2 separate regions of the Homo sapiens genome follow, and region 2 is linked to region 1. The links are chromatin loops, found by intact Hi-C in ENCODE. Cell type or tissue: PC-9. All regions are shown on one strand. Links, peaks and the distances in the headings refer to the core of each region. The heading gives the core; the rest is flanking DNA. Region 1 holds the start of LOC124905015 (a long non-coding RNA gene). Region 2 overlaps RUNX1 (RUNX family transcription factor 1).

Evidence for each region. Hi-C counts contacts between places; a loop is a spot of excess contacts. Peaks named below come from ENCODE experiments on the same cell type or tissue, not always from the same donor. Only the 100,000 strongest peaks of a DNase experiment are listed, where the experiment ranks them.
Region 2: it touches region 1 in a loop (2.9-fold over the local background); 1 of 110 quality-filtered maps calls a loop at or near these places.

What each region holds. Positions count from the first base shown.
Region 1 is chr21:35,221,323-35,229,661 of GRCh38, forward strand. LOC124905015 (a long non-coding RNA gene) reads right to left here and starts at 5,853. Exons shown (of 2, transcript XR_007067854.1): 1 at 5,778-5,853. In PC-9, for the core only: no CTCF peak of the experiment used is centred there; DNase peaks (open chromatin) are centred at 1,569 and 5,109; H3K4me3 peaks cover 898 bases; H3K27ac peaks cover 7,084 bases.
Region 2 is chr21:34,952,262-34,960,600 of GRCh38, forward strand. The region is part of intron 2 of RUNX1 (RUNX family transcription factor 1); the gene reads right to left. Among named protein-coding and RNA genes, the nearest start is that of RUNX1-IT1, 83 kb to the right of the region's middle. RefSeq lists an enhancer at 8,327-8,339. In PC-9, for the core only: no CTCF peak of the experiment used is centred there; a DNase peak (open chromatin) is centred at 4,330; H3K27ac peaks cover 415 bases.

The sequences.
Region 1 (8,339 bases), core at 256-8,255:
CAGACTCCCTTCAATACCCAAACATACCATATGTATCAGATGAATGAATGAATGAGTAGAGGAGTGCTTATTTTATATTCTGTATATCTTGCATATAAATCATAGGCACACATATTGTTTGGTGTATTTGAAACATTTAATAGCATAAAATATTTAAATAATCTTTCAGAATCCACCTTGAGAGTTGCGGATAATAATATATTTTGAACAGAAATTTCAAAATGTGCCTCAGTCTAATATGTATTTGTCCCTGCAAAAAGCTGGGAAGGTAAGAATGGAAGTGGAAAAGGATAAAACATGTCAATTTAGAGAAGACTTTTCCCTATCTGGCATCCCTTGAAATCAACAGTTAGATAATAGATAAACTACATGGGGAAATTTTGTACCATTTGAGGGTGTAATCTGCCACATTATTTCATGAGAAAGTTTGGTCATGTGGTCTTTGGTCATGTGGTCTTTTTTTTTTCTTTCCTTCTTTGCAGTGACCTACAGGAAGCTCAAAGCTGTGTGTTCAGCTGCTCTGGCTTTCTTCATGGTGGGGCTTAGCATTGATTCCCTCTCCTGATGGCTCCCTATGGCACTCCAAGGCTGAGACATATTTGAGGCTGGTATGTTTGGGTATGGAAGGGAGTCTGGCACTCGGGTGGAGGGTAAGCCTGAAAGGGATATTAAAGTAAAGGATGGGTACAGTTATCTGTATTTAGGCTATCAGCATGTCCTGAGCTTTACTGCCATGGCTTTTCCCTCCCACTGGACTGTAAGCTCCTTGAAGACAAGGGCCTCATTGCAATTGTTCTTCATCCTGTAGCTGGTCATGCAGGCACAGTGGTGCATGGTGTGTGGTAGATCTATAAATACATATCAAATGAATGAATGACATACCATGGACAGCTCTCTTCCTATCCTATTGCTAGAGCACATGGGCTCGCAGGCAGGTGAGTGAACACAAACATGTGTGCACCCCACACACACACACACGTACAAACTCACACATCCATCATTTACATGCAGAAGTTACATTATACTTTCATGCCACCATCTGAGAATTCCAAAGAGAATATCAGGTGAAATACGTTAAATTACTTTTGCACATGCTACAGGTCATGAGAGTATGAGTTCATGAGAAAGGAGACACTGAAACTGAATTAGCAACAGAGAGCAGAGGTTGTGCTGAAGGGAAAGCAATGTTAATGCCAGGAAGGAGTCTGGTGTTGTACGTGGGAAATTTGGGATAAACTGCATGGATTTTACAGCCTTCCAGGGAGGCAGAGTGCTGGAGTAGGTTCAGAAAGCATTTCTGAAAACCTCTTTCTTCTAGTCACCCTGCCTAATTTCCTCTGACTCTGTCCTCCCCTGGCTGCATTTCCTGTTTCTGGTTAGAACTCTGACCTAAGTTTCTTTATTTCGGAACTAAGCAGAATTACTTGTTTCAGTGAATACATTTGTGGACCACAGCAATGGGGAGAAAGGAGCCTGAGAAAAGTGTTCCTCCGGCCCTTGAGGTCAAAGACCTGTAGGAAGTGGTATGGCAATGACCTTCAGTGACAGCAAGCCCGTGATGTGACTTCAGCAAAGTGGGATGGGCCATTTTCACTCACTGAGCTTGTCAGATGACCTTTTCTTGATTCACCATTACCTGGAGAGTTTATCCAACTGCTGGGACACAGGAGATGTGAAGAAATGGGTATACTGGTTTGAAGGATAAATTTGCCTTCTAGCTGAACAGAAATCTGAGAGCTGCTGAATCACCTGCAAAATTATATCTTGTTCTGTAGTTTGTTTCCTAAGTTTCCTGGGATTTGATTAGTCAGGAAAAGACCACACCACTAGCAGGGGAAGTCCAGGAACAAGGGAGCCAATGAGTTCTGTGTCCTACTTAAATGAACCTTGAAGGTATCCAGGAGAATCCTTCCTTCTAGCTATGGAAAGATGGGAGATGGGGCAAAGTGATGCCCAGTCATGGCCAAGAAAGATCTGATGTTTCTACAAACAGCTCTCCCTTTCTTGCATATCTACCTAAACTGGAGACCCTTTTATCTTCTGCCAGCCTGCTTCAAGGCTTTTTTTTTTTTTTTTTTTTTTTTGGTGGAAATAAGTTAGGTGGGTGGGAAAGGAAGAAATGCAAAGTTGTGTCTGCCTGTGATTAATCTTCTCCAGAACACACCTGGGTCTTAGAATCACAGAGGCTTTGGATCGGAGGGGGCTGAGCCGAGCAAATTGTTCGGGAGTGGGTAGAAGGATAAGAGGTCAGGTGGGTAGATGGAGAGGGCCTCATGGAGGGACTTCCCCATAAATGCAGCTCCTGCATCCACAGTCCTTTCAAATGTGCTGTGCTTCACTAAGATCAAATGCATGGGAACTGGGCAGTTTTCCAACTTGTCCTTAATTGTACTCTTGCTAGCATGGCTTTATTAGTGGGTTCTAAGTGTTGTGAATGCCAAGAAAATCGGACATCATAGAATAAAGGCTATATTTTACAACCAAATATTAAGCATACCTTTCATGTATTACTGTTTCCCAGTGGACTGCAACATTTTTACATCTATTATTACATTTATCCTCACTACCTCCGTATGAATTATGCAGGGACTTATGCTCATTTTTCACATAACTAAACTGCAAATCAGAGAGGTTAAGTAATTTGCTCCAGGTCACACAGCTACTAAGTGAAAGAATCAGGACAAGTATTCAGATCTTCTTTTTACACTAGCAGTTTGGTTCTGTCCATCCACTACTGATGGAGATTTAACTATGATACGGTTACAAGAAAACAAATAATTTCCTCATTGACAATTTTTCCTGAAGGGCTCTCTTCCCAATACAATTCCCTTCTCAATACAGTTGACCAGTATTTAAATGAGTCAATATCCCCGAAAGTTGAAAATATCAGAAATTCTGGATTGTTAAAAAAAAAATACGTCTTCTGGATAATTCTCGGGAAATGCTGTAGAAAGAGATCTGTTTTTGTCATACTCTCTGGGACAGTCGGTTCAAGTCTCTGCTTTCTTTAGGGCCAGTCCATCCATTAGAGAAGCAAATCAAGTTCTAGAGAGGGTGGTACATTGTCCAAACTTATGAAAGACTCTACTCAAAGGTGGACATGGAACTGTGACCCAGAAACCGTGAGTCCTGTCACCCCTTCTTGCGAATGTGATGTAGGCTGGGTCCTTTTGGAAGCCAAATGCTTCCAAGAACTCGTTGGCTTTATTTATTAAAGAAGTTCTGGGCTGGGCACAGTGGCTCACGCCTGTAATCCCAGCACTTTAGGAAACTAAGGGCGGGGGGGGGGGCGGATCACAAGGTGAGAAGTTCAAGACCAGCCTGACCAACATGGCAAAACCCTGTCTCTACTAAAAATACAAAAATCAGCCAGGCATGGTGGTGTGCACCTATAATCTCAGCTACTCAGGAGGCTGAGGCAGGAGAATCACTTGAACCCGGGAGGTGGAGGTTGCAGTGAACTGGGATTGAGCCACTGCACTCCAGCCTGGGAGACAGAGCGAGACTCTGTCTCTAAAAAAAAAAAAAAAAAAAAAAAAAAAAGAAAGAAAAAAAAGGAAAGTTCTGGCCTGGGGCTCAGGTGTGATGTTTTCACAAAAGAAATACATAATCTACAAGCCCAGGAAGTCACATTCGCCCTCCTTTATGTACCCTCCATGAAAATGAGAGCTTGTCTGATTGGACCAGCTCATTGCCATTTAGGGGAGTCTGAAAGACGAGCACACCTGGGTGGTGATGGCTATGGAAGTTTATGCTTCTAAAATTAAGGATCAGTAAGTAAACGCCCTTTAAATGCAGTCTATCTGTGCGATGGTTCTGAAGTATTATAAAATTCTGATGCCTCATTTCATGTCAGTCTTGGGAAAATGTTCTCTCGTATATTATTGTTTGGTGTGCAAACAATTAAATATATTGGAAGGCAAAATTAAGCAATTTCCATAAAACCTTAAATATGCCTATCTTTTGAGCCAGGAATTCCTTCTTTAAGAATTTATAAGCACAGAGAGGTCCACTCAAGGATGCTTATTTTAGTAGCGTTTATAACAGTCAACAATTAATATTCAAGTAACAACTTGTATGTCAATCAGTGGGCAATGGGATGGATAAATTGCTGTCCAGTTACGTAGTAGAATATTTTTTGGTTAATAAAGAAAAAGAGATAGAACTTCTAGTACTACTATGAAGTTGTCTCTACCATACGTAAGGCAGAAAGAGCAAATTACAGGATAACTTGTATGTTATATTTTTATTTTGTGGAAAAGAGAAAAACGTGCATACACCTTTAAGACTTCACGTGCATGGATAATGGACTAGAAGGAGATATATGAAGTTTTGAACACTTGTCAGCTCTTTGGGGAGAGAATGGGAAGAGGACATGTTTGTCTTTTTTCCTCTTATACGCAGTCTAGTATTTTTCAGTTGTTTTGTATTGCGCAAGTACTACTTTCATCACTTGAAATATCAATACATATTTAAGGAAGAAATAGCCAACATGTATGTTGGGCTTGCTGTATGCGACGCAGAATGCTAAATATCTTACATGCATGATCTCACAGGTTACTCACAGTGGCTCTGAGGGGCAGGTGGTAGTATCAGCCCATCTTACAAAAGAGAAAAGTAAGAATCAGAAAGACTAAATAACTTGCCCCAGGTTACACAGCTAGTGAAGGCAGAATGGTCTCCGGAGAAGAGGACTCATGCACTTAACCCCTGGCTCTGCTGCTCTTCAAGGCGGTGGCCTGCACCCAGCCATCTATGAGGGGCCATTAAAGATTCTGAGTGTGGGGCCAGCAGATGGGATTTGCTCCAGTGAGGAGGGGCTGGAGCTCTTTCTAAGTGACATGGTATTACACTATGCTGAGTGGATTTTGTCCCCAGCTGCTGCTCTGGGGGTGATTCTTTGCATGGGCCTGCAATTCAGCGATGAGAAAACTAAGAAAAAGGTTCCCCTGAGTCTCTCTGGACTTTCACTTAGGGGGAAAAGTAATCCGTACAAAATAATGACTTCCTGACCCCAGTTCCTGGAGAAAGCCGAGAGACAGCTTCTGCTGAACTCAGAAGTGCTGTTTTCCTACGTGAACTGGGGTAAAGGTACTGACCAGAGAGAAGCTGCCCTCTGGGCACTGGCATCTCTTCTGGGAACAGGGTTTTGGCCCTTCTGCAAGTGGCCACAGAGATCGGGTTACAGCAGTGCTGAGCTGGAGTAAAGTCCAGGCCTGGGGTCAAGCAAGGCCTGAGAACTGTTCGGGAACTGACTCACCCCAAAGCCCTCAGCCGAAGAGGCAGGTCCCAGAGCCCACTCTGCTCACCTCTCAGAGTGAGGGGCTTCGGCAACACCAGTCCTGCCCACTTCAGGGAACAGTGTAAAAACAAGGGAGGCTTGAGAATTCAAAAGTTCTGGTAAAACTATGTATGGGACCTCTTCCTTAGCCAGGTGCATAACCCTGCTGATCTAGACTTTTTAAAAATATCCCAAATTCCCTCTGCCTGGAGTGCTTTCTTCAATCTAACTATACCTGGGCATTTCTTCCCCATGGGCTAAGATTCAAAACAAGTGTGGCTTCCTCCCTGAAGGTAAATCCACATCCCGGCCTAGCAGGGGCCCCTCTGCTGGCTCTGAGAGCATTGTGTGTGACCCCCCCAAGTCCTCCTTAAACTCCCCACTTCAAGGATGTTGTTTCTTTTCACATCTCACTCTTCCACCCAACCACGAGCTAGAGAAAGACATTGGGACTCCTCCCCGGCACAGGGTGGCACGGTTGATAGCTGTGACCTACCTGAACTGTAGACAGCCCCTCTCCGCCTGAGGAAGAACAGGGGCTAACCACCATGTCTGGGTTTCATGTAGGGTTTGTCTTTCACCGGTGAGGGTAAAGCTTTTGAAAGAGATCCTAGAGAGAATGAAAGGAGGGGCCTGGGAGTGAGAGGAGAAATAAAAGGCTTATAGGGAGCACCTCCCTATAGTCACAAAGGCCATCCTTCCTGGCAGATTAATTAAACAAAAGATAACCATCCAGGAAGACAAACTTAAAAAGGAGAATCCTCTAGGCAGATTAATGACAGAAACCAACGCTTTCACCCTCTGCCCACTTCCTTTGGATAGGTGCTTTTGTGCAGTACACAAACCGCACAGCCAGATATGGCAGCCCTGAGAATAACATTAACATATCACGTGCCGAGCTCCTTTTAAGTGCAGGTGCTAGATCAGGTGTTTTGCATATGCGATTTCATTGAATCTCCATATTGACTCTACGAAACAGGGACTAGTGTCCTCATTTTAAAGACAAACTAAACTGAGACTTAAAGAGGGCATTTTCTCAAGGGCACCCAGCTAAAAAGCAGAAGTTAGCCTTCGACTCCACTGTGCTGGCTCTGGACGGTCTGCTTCTAACCTACACTCTGCTAGGTCTCAGGAAAGCAAATGCAAACAGATGTCTGCACACATCCTGCAAAAAAACTGATGGCCAAGAGGAAACATATCCCAGGAGAAGGAATTAATAGACTTCAGAAAATGGGAGATTTCAGACAAAGGGCAGATGTCTTCTGGAACACTGCACAAAGCAAATTGATGGCAAATGCCAACAGGTGTCTGTTTTAGGAGAGGGAGCACCTGCCAGTGTGGGGAACGTGGTGGCTGAGGAGAGGGTGACGCAGCAGCACCTGTTCTCTTAATGTGACATGGCCAAAGGCTTCTTCACAGTTGGCTGAAATTACAAGACAGGAGGATGGGCAGCCCTGGCTTCAGAAAACTGGTCTGTGAAGCGGATAAAGAAGACAGAACAAAGAATTCTGATCAGGCATAAAACATTTGTCGGAGGAAGAAGTGCTGACGCCCTTAAATTTGCAAAAGAAACAAGAAAGAGGCCGGGCGTGGTGGCTCACACCTGTAATCCCAGCACTTTAGGAGGATGAGGGGGGCAGATCACCTAAGATCAGGAGTTCAAGACCAGCCTGGCCAACATGGAGAAACCCCATCTCTACTAAAAACACAAAATTAGCCAGGCATGGTGGCATATGCCTGTAATCGCAGCTACTCGGGAGGCTGAGGCAGGAGAATCGCTTGAACCCAGGAGGCAGAGGTTGTGGTGAGCTGAGATCACACCATTGCACTCCAGCCTGGGCAATAAGAGAGAAACTCCATCTCAAAAAAAAAAAAAGAAAAGAAAAAGGCATAATATATAGTATATAAATATATATTAAATAAATACTAAGTATTTATATAAGCATTTAGTTACTTAAAATATGTAAATATTTAGTTACTAAATAAAAATATATATCTTATATATTATTTCAATACTAAGTATTTATATAAATATTTAATTATTTAAAAATATATAAGTAGTTGTTTAAAATATGTATTTATTTAATTACTACTTATGTAAGTAGTATTTGTTATATACTATTTATTTATATTTGATATTTATTACTAAATAATAATAATACTAATTACTAAGTAACATTTATTATTAAACACTAAATATAAATAAAGAGTATACAACAAATACTATTTATACAAATAAATGATAATTTACATACCATTTACTTATATAAATATGTTTTCTTTGAGAAATTAGGAGATGGTTGTTTAGTGGTGTGAAGATGATATGTTTACTGTATACATAATACATTATTTTTTTAGAAGCCTGCTAGCAGTACATTGAGTAAGTTATATGAAAGTAATTAGCAAATGCAAAACTTGATTTAAATCTAAGGTACATTTGGGTTCATGTATTTCAGAAATGTCCATTAAGCACACCCAATGTTCAAGGGCCTCTGGTAGGACCTGGGGCCACCAAGATGCATTGGACATCAAGCCTGCCTTCAGGAGCCCATGCCACAGTGAGAAGTAGATAATAGAGTATCAAGAGCAGACAGTGGGTGACATTCCAGCTTTGGCAGTAGGAGGTGCGTTTTCTGTAGAGAATTTAAAAACAATAACAAAACTGACAAAAAGCCAGTAATTCTAAACAATATCTGTGATAAAATGCTTCTCCAAAAAAGTTAGGGCTTGGCTCAGTGCAGCTGGCTGTCTGTTTCTGTGATAAAGTTTTATTGGAACCAGTCACTCTTATTCATTTACATATTTATTATCTATGGCAGCTTTCTTTCATGCTACAACGGCAAAGTTGAGTAGTCGTGACAGAGGCCAGATGGCCACAGAGAATAAACTATTTACTATCTAGTCCTTAACAGAAAATGTTTGCTGACCTCTGGTCTGAGTTATAAATAACTGCTGCAATTACTGTTGAGTTTCGATAATAATATCTATGTCAACTTCAATTAGCACATCTTTATTAGCTGTCCTTTAATAAACATTTGGTTCTACAGGGAAGTTAATT
Region 2 (8,339 bases), core at 116-8,115, 270 kb before region 1:
AGGAGAAATACCTAATTTAGGTAATGGGTTGATGGGTGCAGCAAACCACCATGGCACGTGTATACCTATGTAACAAAACTGCACATTCTGCACATGTACCCTAGAACTTAAAATATAATAATAATAAAAAAGAAAATATATACATGGCTATTAAAATTGGAAAAAAAATAGTATGGAATTGGCCTGTCATTATACGGGGGTACCTGAGGTGGCAATTTGGCACCACTTGGTACTTTTTATTCATACGTGATAATGTCTGGCATGGAATGGGGTCAATATATATGCTTTGAAGGAGTGAATTTATATTTAAGTTTGCAATAGCTTTATGATTCTACAGCTCTCTTATTTAATTATTTCATTTAATCATCTCTTCAACACCTCTCTAGAAGGTAAAAAATAATGTTCTCATTTTACAGAAAAAGAAATTGATATTTGGGACGTTTAATATAACCAAGATGCATAGGTCTGTGCAGCTGCTCTTTCTTCTCACTTTCAGGTCATAATTACTGTTTGCTGGGAACATACTGGGTACTGGTGTTAGGCAGGTCTTTTGTTTCTCATTAACTACCTCCTCACACCAGGAGGTATGTAGGTCTTTTTATCTTCAGATGAAGTCTCAGTGAGGTTATGTAATTTGAGCTGAATCACACAGGCTATGTCTGATCAAGCTGGCATCTAATCGCAAGGCTTGCTACTCAAGAGGATGTGGCCTTCCTGCCATCACCCAGCTGCCCTTCCAACTGAAGTATAAGGCTATTGCTATTTCCATTTTTAAAAATCTGACAGGCACAAAGCACAAAGGCACAAAGACTTAAGGGATGGCTACAGTTATGATAGTTCAGTCAAGAAGTCTCTGTTTTGGGGACTTTTTTTTTTTTTAAATCTACGTTTTACAGCATTATTATGCGTCTACGTGAACTTAATTTAATGCAACAAGCGTTGACAAGTGCCTGTTTTGTGCAAATTCTGTGTGATACCCAATGTCCATTTCCTATTCTTCCTTTCAAAAAGTGGCCATAAACAGAACCCTGATTTTGTTGAGGATAACAGTGTGCTTAGGTAAGAGATGTCATTTCCCATCATTTCATGTAGCTTGGCACAGTCGTGTGAATAACTTCTGCATGCAACCCCCAGGGAAGCTTTCTAAAGGGCCTTTTCCTTCCCTTTCCTTCTGACTGGAATGTGGACATGATGTCCAGAGCTCAGGCAGCCATCCTGGGCCACAAAACATCATTGTGAATGGATGCCAAGTGTTGGGGATGATGGAGAAGAAAGATATAAGGAGTCTAGGTTTTTGATGACATAGTGGAGCTGCCCAGTCAGCCTTGGGCTACTTACAACTGGAATTACCATAAGAAAGAAATAAACTTTTATTTTGTTTAAATGACTACTTTCTTCTGATCTCTAAATGCAACTTCTAACTTATGGAGTTACAGGAAAGCTGGAAAAGATATATTTATTAGTCTTTAGGAAAGACAAATCCACAACTCACTACAGTATGGTCTGAATGTGACTTGATCCAATGATCTAATGAAAACATAAACTCAGTGGGGAGCATTCCAGAGAGAGAAGAAATTAATTCTGCTAAGAAGAAGGTATCAAGAAAAGCTTGTTGTACCTTGGATGGAGGAAGATAAGAAGTGGAACAGAAAACTCAGTAAGCAAAAGAAAGCCTGGACTCCAAGAAGTTGAGCTTAAGTGATGGCAAGTTGGTTGCAAAAAAATGGCTTTGATATTTCCAAAATGATTTTCTTTAAGTTTTCAGCAAAGCATTGACTAGTCATAGACTTTTAGACCTTGTTCTGTGGACCCAGATCTAAACCAAACTGCAAGTTTGTGTCACTTGAGATATTATCTACCAGCACATTTAAGTCTCTTTCTTTAAACATATCACTTCAGTGGTGATATCTTAAGCTACAGAAAGAGTCATCTTCCTTTACACATTTGGCTATAATTGAGTAGAGATGACTTTTATAAGATTCAGTCCTACAGTCATAGGCCTGGGTTAAAAAGCTGTCTTTGACTGAAGTGGGAGGAGAAAGGAGAAAAGGAGAGGGGAAATAGTTATTTGGGATCCCTTCTGGGATATCCCTTCTGACTCCTTGTGGCAGGAGTGATTGTCTGATTGTTTCATTGCAGGGGTCAGGCTGGAGCAGAGCCTCAAAGGCAGGAGGGTAAAGAATTAGGGCTCCAACCCCAGGGGCTAACGATGCTAGGGAACTTCAGGAGCTTATGACATATCCCTGACTTCTCCCTCTGGTGTTCAACAAATATCCATGTAATCCTAACCTTTCCTTGGCCTCTCTTACAGTTAGGGCAGGACCAACTAATTAGATTGTGGTTAATGGGATGTAAGTGGGAATAAGCTAACCTCTTCCAGGTTGAGAACTTAAAGGTGTCCTATATTATAATCCCACCCACCCTCTCTCCCCTCACTGTAGTGACATTATATCTTGAATTACAGATGCCATAGCTACAAGGTGGGAGCAGCCTGGGACCCTGAATCACTGCGTGGAAGAGATTCTCGCAGAGGAGAAGTTTTCAAAGCATCTGTCTTTGTGTGAGCAGGAAATAAGCGTTGGTGGTATGAAGACATTGAAACATGGGAATATTTGTGATGGCAGCTGGCATTAATTACTCTGATTTTGACATTACTTCTTGGCAAGGAAAATAAGTGAGAGGTGGTGCACCTTTGATGAGAAGCATGGGATTCGGAGTTGGAAAATACAGCCTTCAGCTTGATTCCTGGGTGAGTTTGGGCAAGTTTCTTAACTTCTTCAGCCCCAGATTTTTATCTATAAAAATGAGAATAATGGCTGTGCCTCCTTCCTAGGGCAGTTTTTTATTTTTCAAAGTATGGTTGCACAGAAAACCTGCATCAGAAATACCCACAGGACTATTACACTGCAAATCACTGTGTGCCCATCTGGAAGCTACCGAATCCAGATCTTTGTGGGTGGGAGGAAGTCTATTTTTTTTTTTTAAAGTTATCCAGGGGACTCTTACACTTACTAAAGTTGGAGGATGATTGTTCTAAGCAGTTGTGAGGATTGCATGAGACAATACGAACAAAGACTTTAGGACTATATCTGGCCCATGGTAAGTGCTCCATATATGGAAGCAATTATTTTTATCATTAGAGCACACTGTGGTGTAGAATAACTTGGTCAGAAAAGCTAGGCAAGTCCATGAAGGGGAAAAAGGGAGATGGCATTACTCTTTCTCAGGATTATAACTCTGAACTCAAAGGGAGCCAAGAGGGCAGGCACACTGAATGTAACCCGATTTGACTTAAACGGAAGACTGAGGCAAATCATTGATGTGTTGAGTATTCAGCAACAGAATAACAACCTGAAAACAGATGAAGGAGAAGGTTGCTGTCCTAACAGCAAAATCCCTTAAGACTCCCAGGCTTTCCGAAGGTGAATTTTTAAGCATTGATGGAAATGCGTTAATGAGCATATAAAATTGTGGTTGAATGGTGACCACCATGCCTGAAGCTCTGTTGAAAAATTATTGACAGCTATATTGCTTATTCCTGTAGTGGTTAGGAAATGAAATGCCTTTCTCTAATCAAGTAATTGCATTAAGGAGCTACTGGGAACATTTGGTTGCTTTTCCGGAATAGGCAAGAAGTCAACTGCACTTCAACCAGGTTAACTGTCAAGAGGAGTTTGGCTCAAATTTCTTTTAGTTCAACTAACATCTTTTTTTTCCTCATGCATATGCAAGCAAAAGTATAAAAATAAATTCAGCTAATAGCCAAAACAAAACAGCACATTTGTAGTAAATCCTGCCTGTTTCTGAAATAAAATTCAGCAAAAGATGTGTTTTTGTTTTTTCTGTTTAAGGGAGAGATGGTGGAGATGTGGGTTTTGGCACAAACCTTAAACCCTAAAATGAGCTGCAACACAGGTGGAGTGAGATGGATTTCCAGTGACTAAGGCAGACAGCGTCATGCCCAGCTTTAACTGTGTGAAGATTCATTGTGAATTTTGCCATAGCCCAAGCAGAAAGAAGATACATTTTCTGGTTACAATAGTTTTGGTTGGCAGAATTTACCTGAAAATTCACTCAAAAAAGTCTCTCATTTGAAAGATGAACTGGTAGAGAATTGTGAACATACAGAACAAGGATATAAGTAGACAGAACACAGTCATTTTTTTGTTGAAGTTGTTACTGTGAAATTTCAAGCTCCTTGGGTCTTCGAAAGGCCACTTTTATGTCTGCAGCTCCATAGAGATACAACCACTGAAATAAAAAACACAGTGACTGGGCCATTTTGTTTACACAGTGCCACATTCTTGGCCAGTCTTGTTTGTCACCAAATGGCCTGATGAATGCTGTTTTGATGTCACGCCCTAGATACCACTTTGTGTTTTTGTGCTCTTGGGCATGAATGGGTGACTAGCTCACTCATGGGCTGTGGCTCTAAGGCCCCTGGTTACTGAGCAAAGTTGATCTGAATTGCTAGAACATTTGAGCCCATTTGCCCCATCCTGCTCGTTCTCCTCCTCTTCCTCTTTTTCTCTCCCATATATACAGTGATATGCAGGGCATACCACTACATCATAGATCTCAGTCCTCAAAGCTTACAAAATTACTTCCATTTGTGAGGTAAACTAACTCTTGTTCCTCAGTCTTGAATTTACCCACCAGGCTTGCTGCAAAGAATGAGCTTAAAAATAACCTGATGATTTCCACGTGGCAGGGCCACGGGTTACAGAGCACAGCCTGTGCCCCTAGGACAGGCACCCACATTGTTCTTTTTGGAAGGAGTGGATCTGATGCCAGGGAAAGGTGACACAAGAAAGAAGCTGGCCACGAAGCCTCTGAGCTTTGTGACCTGATGCTCACCTGACGCATGGCCAGGCTGTCTCCTCTCTGCCAAATAGGGAGAGAAACTCTGACTTGGCCGACATCGTGGGTGTGTTAGGTAATATTTGCCAACTGCTTTGAAGATGAAAAGCGTTATGGGGCACTAAATGTGATAATTATCAATTATAAAACCTCACTACTCCCTGGAACACTAGGGGCGAATGAGCAGGAAATATAAATGTTTGTGACAGGAAGCCAGGAGCCAGGATGGCTCGTGAAATGTGAAAAGTTCAACACACAGTGCCCTTACCTGGGGCAAGCCAGGAACTCATTTGTCTTTGGAAGGTAAATGCTTCCTTGAGCTAACGAGGTGGCCCCCTGAGAGACTACCTTATTAAGTACTCCTGGAATTCTGGGCAAGGGGTGCCTGTGTACCTCTCCAGTGCCACCTGGGTGCCATGAAAAAAATGTCCCACTTGGAGTTTGGCCTGGGCTTTTCCCTCATCCTTTCTCTATTATCCGAGGATAACAGGGTGATAGACTGAAGACCTCTGGGCCGTTCAGATATTCGTACATTCTAGACACACATCATGATGATATTCACACATCATAATCATTGAGCTTTTGCAAGGATCCCGGAATGAGGCACACACCTCCTCTGGCCATTTGATTGTGTTTATAAACTGAAGTGTTCTTGTCTTGGAAATCTTTAGCCTTTTCAGGGTCATCTGGAATCCCGAGGCTGATGTCATGTCCGGCTATCGGCACATGTAGTGTAGGCAGTTTACTCTATGGCTTCATCTGAGGGGTATGGGGCAGGATGTCTGTCCCAGTAGCCAACCCTTTTGCCCGTCAGGCCACCAATGGGAATTTCTCTTGCCAGTGGTTTGTTTGTACAAGTCTCCCAACAAATGCATCCTTGTAAAGGATGGCGGTAAAATAATAACTCCTTCTAGTTCATCTTTTTTGAAAGACAGACAAATTTGGGGGCACTCAGAAGAATTACAATTATTTACCTCCTGTGAGATAAAGGGCTGTCTAACAGGCTGATGTGTGGCCAGGACAAAACAGAGCAGAAACAGTGCCCATTACTGAGCAAGTAGACAACACGGGACTCCAAGTCTAGACACTGCCAGCGCCCAGCTGTGTGCTTATGGCGAACCCCTTCCCCTCCCCTACAGAGGCTCAGTGAACATTCGTAAAATGAAACCAGCCCAGCTAGGCAAATGATTTTAAGTCCTTCCTTGCTCTAAAGACTCAAACAAATTTACAAGAAAAAAACAAACAACCCCATCAAAAAGTGGGCAAAGGATATGAACAGACACTTCTCAAAAGAAGACATTTATGCAGCCAAAAGACACATGAAAAAATGCTCATCATCACTGGCCATCAGAGAAATGCAAATCAAAACCACAGTGAGATACCATCTCACACCAGTTAGAATGGCGATCATTCAAAAGTCAGGAAACAACAGATGCTGGAGAGGATGTGGAGAAATAGGAACACTTTTACACTGTTGGTGGGACTGTAAACTAGTTCAACCATTGTTGAAGTCAGTGTGGTGATTCCTCAGGGATCTAGAACTAGAAATACCATTTGACCCAGCCATCCCTTTACTGGGTATATACCCAAAGGACTATAAATCATGCTGCTATAAAGACACATGCACACGTATGTTTATTGCGGCACTATTCACAATAGCAAAGACTTGGAACCAACCCAAATGTCCAACAATGATAGACTGGATTAAGAAAATGTGGCACATATACACCATGGAATACTATGCAGCCATAAAAAAGGATGAGTTCATGTCCTTTGTAGGGACATGGATGAAACTGGAAATCATCATTCTCAGTAAACTATCGCAAAGACAAAAAACCAAACACCGCATGTTCTCACTCATAGATGGGAATTGAACAATGAGAACACATGGACACAGGAAGGGGAACATCACACTCTGGGGACTGTTGTGGGGTGGGGGGAGTGGGGAGGGATAGCATTAGGAGATATACCTAATGCTAAATGACGAGTTAATGGGTGCAGCACACCAGCCTGGCACATGTATACATATGTAACTAACCTGCACATTGTGCACATGTACCCTAAAACTTAAAGTATAATAATAAAAAAAGACATATCCAAAAAAAAAAAGACTCAATGTTTTTTGAGCTACAGGTCTCCAGTGGTATTGTTAGGGGAACAAAGAAGTGCACTGTGACTTTCCTGGGAGAAGCTACCAGCTGCGTGACCCTGGGCAAGGTACGCAAGCTCTCTGTCCCTCAGTTCCTTCACCTCAAAATGGGGATAACAATGTATCTACCTCATAGGATTCTGAGGATTACACAAGCTAATACTAAGGCATGGAGAACAGTGCCTAGCACATCATAAATGCAGTGTGGATGTTGGTGAATAAATAGAAAGAAAATAAACTACAGATTCCTTTGGCAGTTAGAGAGAGACACAGAGTTAAGGCCCTGAAGTGCATTAAAAATAAGACCAGAAGAGAGAAGATAAGAAGACCTGAACGTACTAAAGAAGCAAATATTTAGAAAAAGTTAAGGAGCTGGAAGCATCTCATCCGGGTTGGGATGAGTGGTGGTGGGTGGTTCATTTCTTTAGGAACCTGAGTACCTGAGGGAGAAAGCTCAGCTGGGAACTGGAGTTAGAAGGAAAAAGTATCAAGAGCACTGAGTGCCTCCAGCTGGTCCTAAAGCTGATAAGCCTAGTCTTCTGGGGAGAGGCTGATCCCTGCTGGGAACCCATCAGTACTGAGGAAGAACAGTGAGGACTAGAGAAGGAGCAATTGTGCAGGGTGGGCAACCTAGTAACAGGGTCAAGGGGGCTACCTGGATGAGGAGGGGAGCACCAGGGGTGTAGGACTGGGCTGGCAGGTGAGGTTATGTTCAGAGGGCTCCAGTGGGAAATCTGGCATGTGGAGGTCGGCTTGCACAGGGGGTCAGCGAGCAGAGACACAGAAGAGCAGAACTCAGTAACACAGGCAGGGGTCCAGCACCAGATCGGGGCATCGGTCACAAGAGAGAAGCTTGGGGCAAAATCTGGGAATTTCCAGGAACACAGCTGTTCTGTGTGTGGTAGAGACTCAACCATGTGTTCACCAAATCCATTTCCTGTTCTTCCTGGGTCCATGACTACAGAAATGTCCTGGGCTCCCTGCTGCCCCGGCTCCCGATAGGTGGAAGCTGGCTTGTGACTGAGTCTGACCAGTGGACTATGAACAGAAGTGGGGAGCATCCCAGGCTTGGTCCCAAAGGCTCCCCTGCAAGATCCTCCACTCTTACCCTTTCCTGCTGACTGGGTGCAGACCAACATGACACGTTTGGGAGATGGAAGAGCCATGGATGGAAGAAGCTTGGGTCACTGAATCTGATTTGGAACACCTATTTTGGAACATACTGCAATAACTACTTAGATTTCTGGATTTTGTTGTTACATCTGTCAGTGTTATAAATGTAAACCAGTAAGCTGAGGCTTTCATGGATAGAATCAATCAAAGGTTAAGG